3 separate regions of the Homo sapiens genome follow, and regions 2 and 3 are each linked to region 1. The links are chromatin loops, found by intact Hi-C in ENCODE. Cell type or tissue: PC-3. All regions are shown on one strand.

Evidence for each region. Hi-C counts contacts between places; a loop is a spot of excess contacts. Peaks named below come from ENCODE experiments on the same cell type or tissue, not always from the same donor. Only the 100,000 strongest peaks of a DNase experiment are listed, where the experiment ranks them.
Region 2: a loop joins it to region 1, with 7 times the contacts of the local background. A loop is called at or near these places in 2 of 110 quality-filtered maps.
Region 3: it touches region 1 in a loop (7-fold over the local background); 2 of 110 quality-filtered maps call a loop at or near these places.

The regions. Positions count from the first base shown.
Region 1 is chr21:23,949,899-23,952,398 of GRCh38, reverse strand. No RefSeq gene overlaps it. Among named protein-coding and RNA genes, the nearest start is that of LINC01689, 370 kb to the left of the region's middle. In PC-3, no CTCF peak of the experiment used is centred here; a DNase peak (open chromatin) is centred at 938; H3K27ac peaks cover 1,813 bases.
Region 2 is chr21:24,022,614-24,025,113 of GRCh38, reverse strand. No RefSeq gene overlaps it. Among named protein-coding and RNA genes, the nearest start is that of LINC01689, 300 kb to the left of the region's middle. In PC-3, no CTCF peak of the experiment used is centred here; a DNase peak (open chromatin) is centred at 1,503; H3K4me3 peaks cover 419 bases; H3K27ac peaks cover 1,178 bases.
Region 3 is chr21:23,835,570-23,838,069 of GRCh38, reverse strand. The region is part of intron 1 of LOC105372750 (a long non-coding RNA gene); the gene reads right to left. Among named protein-coding and RNA genes, the nearest start is that of D21S2088E, 450 kb to the right of the region's middle. In PC-3, no CTCF peak of the experiment used is centred here; a DNase peak (open chromatin) is centred at 1,169; H3K27ac peaks cover 702 bases.

The DNA of each region.
Region 1 (2,500 bases):
TGTCAAAGCAGGTCCAGATGTCAATCACTGCACCATTTTCCCCAATACAGAGCAGGACTTTTTGGTTTGAACCCAGCTCCAGTCAGTGTATTGCTCTGTGCCTCACTGCTTTGCAGAGATCCTAGCTACAAAATATGGCAACGGTGATGGATACATGGCAGATGGACACATTGCCAAAACATCCAAAGCTCTTCTTGCTTCTGTGTTAACAGAGAAAGGAAGAGGAACAAATGCCAGCAATAAACAGTTCTCAGGTAGGAAAAATAAACACTGAAGAAAAACTGTATCTTGGCAGAACAGATGATCAAGAAAGTAAAACATCTAATGATAAAATGCTATGTCCAGATGGCATTTATCTCTGACTTCTCAAGGAAAATAATATTGATGGGTAGAAAAAATTACCATTTCCATAGATAATTTAATTCCGGCTGAAATCTTGAGAGGTAGACATTGCAGAAAAATCAAAACAAAAAAACCTCAAAAAATTATCTTAGGAGATAATGTGAAAAATGTAAGGATTATAGGCCTTTTTTGTCTAAATTGTGAAAACATAACTATGCATATTTACTTACTATGTAAGATCAAATTTAATTATGTCTATTTAATTTTGTTTTACTCCACAGTAAAATAATAACCAATATCATAGTGTTTTTCACCAACTATTTCTGGTTCAGAACTTAGACATAAGAAAGAGTTGTTTTCCACCCTGCTAGGAGTTTTTTTAGTAGAAAATAATTCATGCCTATCACAAACTTATTGATTAAGAAATTAAGCACATCCTGTGTGACTGTCCTGGGAGAGGACTTGTGGAAGTTTGTGCATAGTTTTCCTCTGGGTTTTGACCCATGCACTTTTTCCTTTGTTGATTTTGCTTTGTATCTTTTTATTGTAATAAATCATGCCCATGTGAGTCCTGTGACTCACATGTGAGTATATGCTGAGTCCTGTGAGTTCTCCTAGCAATGACTGAACTTTGGTGTTGGCCTTGTAAACTCACACATGATGTCACTTCAAGATTGATAGCATTAAAAGTAAGTTCATGACTTGGTATGTCCCCTTTTCTGTCCTGTAAATTACTAATGCATGGGTTGATGCCTCCTTCAGCATGGGAATTTGAGCATTTTGTAAAGCACAATGGCATCTTTGCAAGGAGCAAGGATACCTTTGTTGTTCTAAATCACTGAGATTTTGGTGTTATTAATTCAGTATAAATGTTCTATCTGATTCAAATATGAATTAATGAAGTCAGGATAGTCATAGTATGCCTACTGGTGTCTTCAAGTCAATTGGTTTGAGACCATAGTAAACAAATTGTGTAGAATATTGTACAAAACAACTGGACAGTTGCAAAGCACCTAGAAGTGATATGTCTTGTTTGGAAGGACTACATATGCTAATAAAGACTAGAGGGTATCATTTTCTTTTCTAGTATCATTATATCTGATCTTCACTAAAAGGTCTAACAATTTTCTGAGGCCAATGCATCATATTTCATAACATCAAGCTTGGGATGCATTTAGTTTAAGGTTAGTGGGCTAACCAAGGGAACTCACAGATGTGAATAAAGCCTGAATCTAGATGAATAAGTTGGGTCTTGGGTCTACATGTGGGGATCTGAGCCCAGAGATTTGATGCTAATCCAGGACAGCAGGTCATGAAGATTAGAGAGAGAAAGAGAGAACATCAGAATGTAGCTTCATAACATTGCCAACCAAGTCAAATATGCTCACCCATTGGGAGTCAAAGTGACAGAAAAGTACATGCCAACATTACAGTAGACCTGCAGGAAGCTTCCAGGAAGCCTAGTGTAGCTGTCAGTAGCATAACAGGAGAGGAGTTTGAGGACAGGAAAACCACACATCACAGAACTAGGGAAGGGTTTCTCAACCGTAATGCTTTGTTGTAGAGGGTTGTGCTCTGCATTGTAAGATGTTTAGAAGCATTTCTGGACTCTACTCAGTAGAAGCCATTAGTATCCTTGAGTTCTGGCAACAATAATAACACCCAACTTTGCCAAATATCCTCCGGGGGGAAAATTAGTCCCAGTTGCAAACCACTGGACTAGAGCATAAGGCAGAAAACTCATATTCTAAGAAAGAAGCAAGGCAAATACGATCTGCTTAGAAGTTAGGGTACCTGGGCACAAGGGCAAAACACTAGTACAAAGGAAATGGGTAGTGGAAAAAATCCCATTCATTGGAGTACAAATTTGAGGCTGGAATACAAGATTTATTTTCACCAACAAAGAGCCAAATCCAGGAACAACAGACTTACTATACTGTCCTGAGACAGATATTATCTTTAATTTAAATTTAAAACATTTCATTAAAAAATTAAAGATAGTAATTTTTTAAATATAGAGCAACTAGGTAGCCTGTTGTGCTTTCTCTCCTTTATTGTGTGTGTGTGTGTCTGTGTGTGCACGTGCATGTGCTCATATGCATAGAGGGAAGAACAGGTCTAGAGGCCTCCAGTAAGAAAATTCTCTTTGCTGATCTTG
Region 2 (2,500 bases), 73 kb before region 1:
CTATGTTGCAGTCTGATTTGCTTGTTACTCAGCATTTCACTGCAAAGCTATCTTTATCACTTTGTCAAAAATAGAATAAGTAGGATTTTTTCACAGATAAGTGGTTACCTAATAAATGACATTCTGCATACAGTTCCTTTAAACGGAAGCAAAAATACGATTACTAAAAGTTGGAGCCAAGTTGGAAATTGCAGGGAAAATAGAAAAGCTTCGTATAACCAATCCTCCTTGCCAGCTGCCAAAATAATGGAAACACTGCCAGACAAACAGAATCACATTAAATATAATCCTAAATCTAAGAGGAAACTAAAACTACACACATGAGTTTGGATTAGCTATTGAACATTATTATAATCTTACAATTAAAGAAAATTTTGGTATTCATATAGAACATTAGCAAGAAAGGTAAAAATTCAAAACCAATATTACTTATTGCTTCATGGTTTATATCATTCAGATAACCCACGAAGTGAGAAATAATATTGATGAATTTTCATGTTTTATTTAATACTCATTTCCTTAGGTGTTAGGAAAATATATAAACTCCTAGTATAATATTTTTGAAAAATATTACTAAAGGGTTTTCAGTGTAATATTTTGAACCTGGCTGTATGTTTTTGGTCTATACAATTATTTTTTATAATAATAACCTAAAAAACACTATAATTTAAAATACAGGCTTTTTTTGTTATACTAACCATTGCTTTAGATAATTTGTGGATGCTTAATGAATCGCATTTAGGAATGTCATTTCTAATGGCTTTAAACTGATTTTACTTATTTATAAATCAAATAAACCAGGTTAAATTCATAGAATTGTAGCACTGTGAGAACTCTGTCAATTTTCCCAAGGACCCTTTTATTTTGCAGATGAGAAATTTGTAAGTATGGAAAGGTCACTCAGAAAGCTTTGCAAACAGAAGTGAATTATTCACCATGGTAGCAGGACTGGCAGGAAGTTCCAGGTCTCCTGATTCCAGTCCAGACTTACCTCTCAGTGCCATGCTGCCTTTCTGTGAGAAACATACCTGATTCACTCTCAGTGTAATAGATTTCTTTAGCGATAATCCAGAGAACAACCTGGACCCTAAGGAAAACCAGTGAGTGTTGATCTCTATTTGCATCTGGTGAAGTAACACTGGACTCAGAGGTGGAGGATGCTACAGATTGATATAGAAAAATGGATTTCTAAGACCATTAAGGGGTGAGCCAATACAATGTTCAAGTCACTTATTGAATTCTTTTATTGGTTTTCCTTGTAAGGAAAATTGAAGTATCCTTCCAAAGAAAGCCATATCATAAATGAGGCATGATGCCCAGCAAGGGACATATATTTTTAAATAAGACTGGTTGGGATTGCTACTAGCGAGGACACCTGAGAATGGCATAAAGATGAAAAGCACAGCACAGTGTTGACAGAATGTTACCTCTCCATCAGTAACACAATTTGAGTTTTGTGCTTTGTTTGCATTTGGCTGACTGTGCTAGTTCAGTCCATTTTCACCCCCCTTCTCCTCAATATAATTAAATCAATTTTATATGCTGAGTGTGTGATGACTCAGTGTAGTTGTTTTTGCTGCCAGTGGAAACGGTTTGCTCTCTATATTTCATGCGGATTCTCTTTCTATTAACAAAAATGGAATTTTCAGGCTTATTACAAGATTAAATTCCTGATAGAATTAAAGGTGGTTGATCCTTTCTTACCATTTCCAAAACAATTTTTCTCTTGGGAGCTACCATTCTGAAAGCTAGAACTCCAAACCACAATTTCTTTCTGAATTAAGTTTATTTACCCATTGGGAAAAAGTTTAGAAGTACATCACCAAAATTAACGGAGGGCTTAAATGATGTAAAACTGAATTATTCGAAATGGATGAAAAAATCTTACATAATGGTGTACATAATCCCTTCAAAGTATTTAAGAGATGTGAGGCGCTAAATGACCTGTGACCCCAGGAACACTACTGTCTAAGATTTTAATACAATGACCCAGGATGCTAACCTTGTAAAGCAATGATTTCTTTTCTATTGTCTTTCAATGTTAAAGATGCAAAGTAAAATTTTAAGGGGCTGAGAGATTGGTTCCCTTCTATCTCATAGCAAATATATTAAAATAGTGTTAATTTATTGTTCACATACGAATTGAGTCTCTAGTCAATTTTTCTTATGGGATATAATAGCAGTCCATCAACAGCCACTGAAACTAATTAAAATAAATAAATACTGTTTACTCTTACTTTATTTCTTTTTAAAAATCTGTTCTCCCTTTGAAACAGGGTTGATTTTTCAGTTTTCTGTTTATGTGCATGACAAAGATAGATCTCTTTTTATGAGAGAATATCTTAAAAATTCATGGTTAAAACCATGTCTGGAGGGATCCGGGCATGATGGCTCATGCCTGCAATCTCAGCACTTCGGGATGCTAAGATGGGTGGATCCCTTGAGTGTAGGAGTTAAAGACCAGCCTTGGTAACATGGCAAAACCTGGTCTCTACTAAAA
Region 3 (2,500 bases), 110 kb after region 1:
TTTCTGCTTTGATACACGGTAACATCATAATTGAACTATTTTTAGGATGTTATAAAACAACTTCCTGAAAATGCAGCTGTATCTTTATTATGTGTCAAACATGTGTGTGCTTTTTGTATTTAAATGGTAGATTGTTTTAAGTAACTATTTTCTGTAACATTTTAAGATGAGTTACCCTGTGAATGTTTTTATTTGTTTGTCTTATCGACTCAAATATTTTTATAAGGTAACTCCACTAAGAGTCTCTAACCACCAGAAATTATTTATGTACAGCTTTTTCATAGCAGTAGAGCATGTGCCAGCATAGCATGCAAATAACATCAATAACCCATGTGTTAAATAAATATTCAGCACGTGCTCACTTTGTCAGATCCTAGATACACAACGGAAACCCAAACACAGAACAGCATGAAGCTTCTAGTCCAATAGACAATTTTTAATTGCCTAGGTTTTAACAATAAAAATGTGGAGAGAATAAATGCAAGATAACTGAGATAATCAAGTTTTTCTGAGGCAATTTGAAAAAAAAATCCTTAGATTATGATTGTGATTTTCTGTTTGGCTAAGTTATGTGGTTGACACTTGAGAGCAAAGAATCATGCACTCTAGAATCTAATAATATTTCTGAAATCTGGGAGAGGTAGTAAATGACAGGGCCAGGAGACAACGGTTTTCTTGGAAAGCCAGACAGATGAATTTAAGATTATATATAAAAATTAGCTGAATTTAATGTGAGGTTCTCAGATGAAAAACAAGGATTTAGGCCGGGTGCAGTGGCTCACACCTATAATCCCAGCACTTCGGGAGGCCGAGGCGGGCAGATCACGAGGTCAGGAGATCGAGTCCATCCTGGCTAACACGGTGAAACCCCGTCTCTATTAAAAATACAAAAAAAAAAAAAAATAGCCAGGTGTGGTGGCAGGTGCCTGTAGTCCTAGCTACTCGGGAGGCTGAGGAAGGAGAATGGCGTGAACCCTGGAGGCGGAGCTTGCAGTAAGCCGAGATTGCACCACTGCATTCCAGCCTGGGTGACAGAGCGAGACTCTGTCTCAAAAAAAAAAAAAAAAAGGAAAAACAAGATTTAACACAAATAGAGGGAAGAGTAGCAGTATTGGTTAAAAAGTATCCTGACAATTTATGGACAACAAACCCAATACAAGGCCACAGTGAGTCATGTTAACAACATGAATCATCATAAGTCATACTGCCTAAAAAGCCATTTTGAACTTGGTTACACTGATAGACATGTAAAATGAGAAAAGCGACAGAAGCCCAGGACAAAGAAAGTGACAGTATACTGCCTGTCATTTGGCCGAATCTGTTTGTTCCATTCAAGTCACCAGACTTTAAGAAAGATATTGACAAAGTGGAAGACATTCAGAGCTGAGGAGACTAAAATTATGAAGGGAATTGACAACATGACAGATGAAGCCTCCTCAAAGAAACTGTGGATATTGAATCTCTAGAAGAGAAAACTCAAGGGGAATAAGAGAGTTCTCCTTAAATAGACCAAGTGCTTTCATGTGCAAGAGGCCTTTGATTTGTTCCTTATAGCCCTGATGCTTCAAACTGGAATGAAAAAGATGAAACTCCAGGGAACACAGTTTTAGCTAAATGTAAAGAGAAATTTTCCACCACTCAGAGCTGTCCACGGATAACTCTGACTGCCTCTAGAGAAGCAGAACCTTAAGCCATAATATTGTCTGCATCACTGAAAGTTTTCAGGCACAGCCTAGGTGAGCACATGTCTGGCATTTTGTTAGATAGGTGATTCAACATCAGATGGAAACTGGACTAGATGCCCCTGAAGATCTCTTATCCCTTACCACTCTAGAGCTATACAAAGTATATATTTTATTTTTTTCGCCAGGGAGCACACACAGGCATTCATCCTCCTAACTAAATTTTTTTTTTTTTTTTTTGAGACGGACTCTAGCCTTGTTGTCCAGGCTGGAGTGCAGTGGTGTGATCTCAGCTCACTGCAACCTCCGCTTCCCGGGTTCAAGTGATTCTCCTACCTCAGCCTCTCAAGTAGCTGGAATTACCAGTGCCCTCCACCATGCCTGGCTAATTTTTGTATTTTTAGTAGAGACAGGGTTTCACCATGTTGGCCAGGCTGGTGTGGAACTCCTGACCTCAGGTGATCCCCCTGCCTCAACCTCCCAAAGTGCTGGGATTACAGGCGTGAGCCACCATGCCCAGCCACTACATTTCTTTAACAGTAAAGTCTTTGACTTTTTTTCTCTTTACACGTTTAATTGTATAACATTAAAATATTTTTAATTAGCAAGCTCGCATGAGGAACATTTTCATATTTTACATATAAAATATAACTATAATTCATCTCATGAAAAGTTAATAAATTTTAAATATGTTTAGCCATATGTCAAGAATGTTGTGTTTAGCAACTGTTAGCATAAAGGAAGTATTTAAATAATTTCAATGGTAATGCAAAAATATTTTAGTCCCAATCATAGAACTCAATGAGTTTGCCACAAAG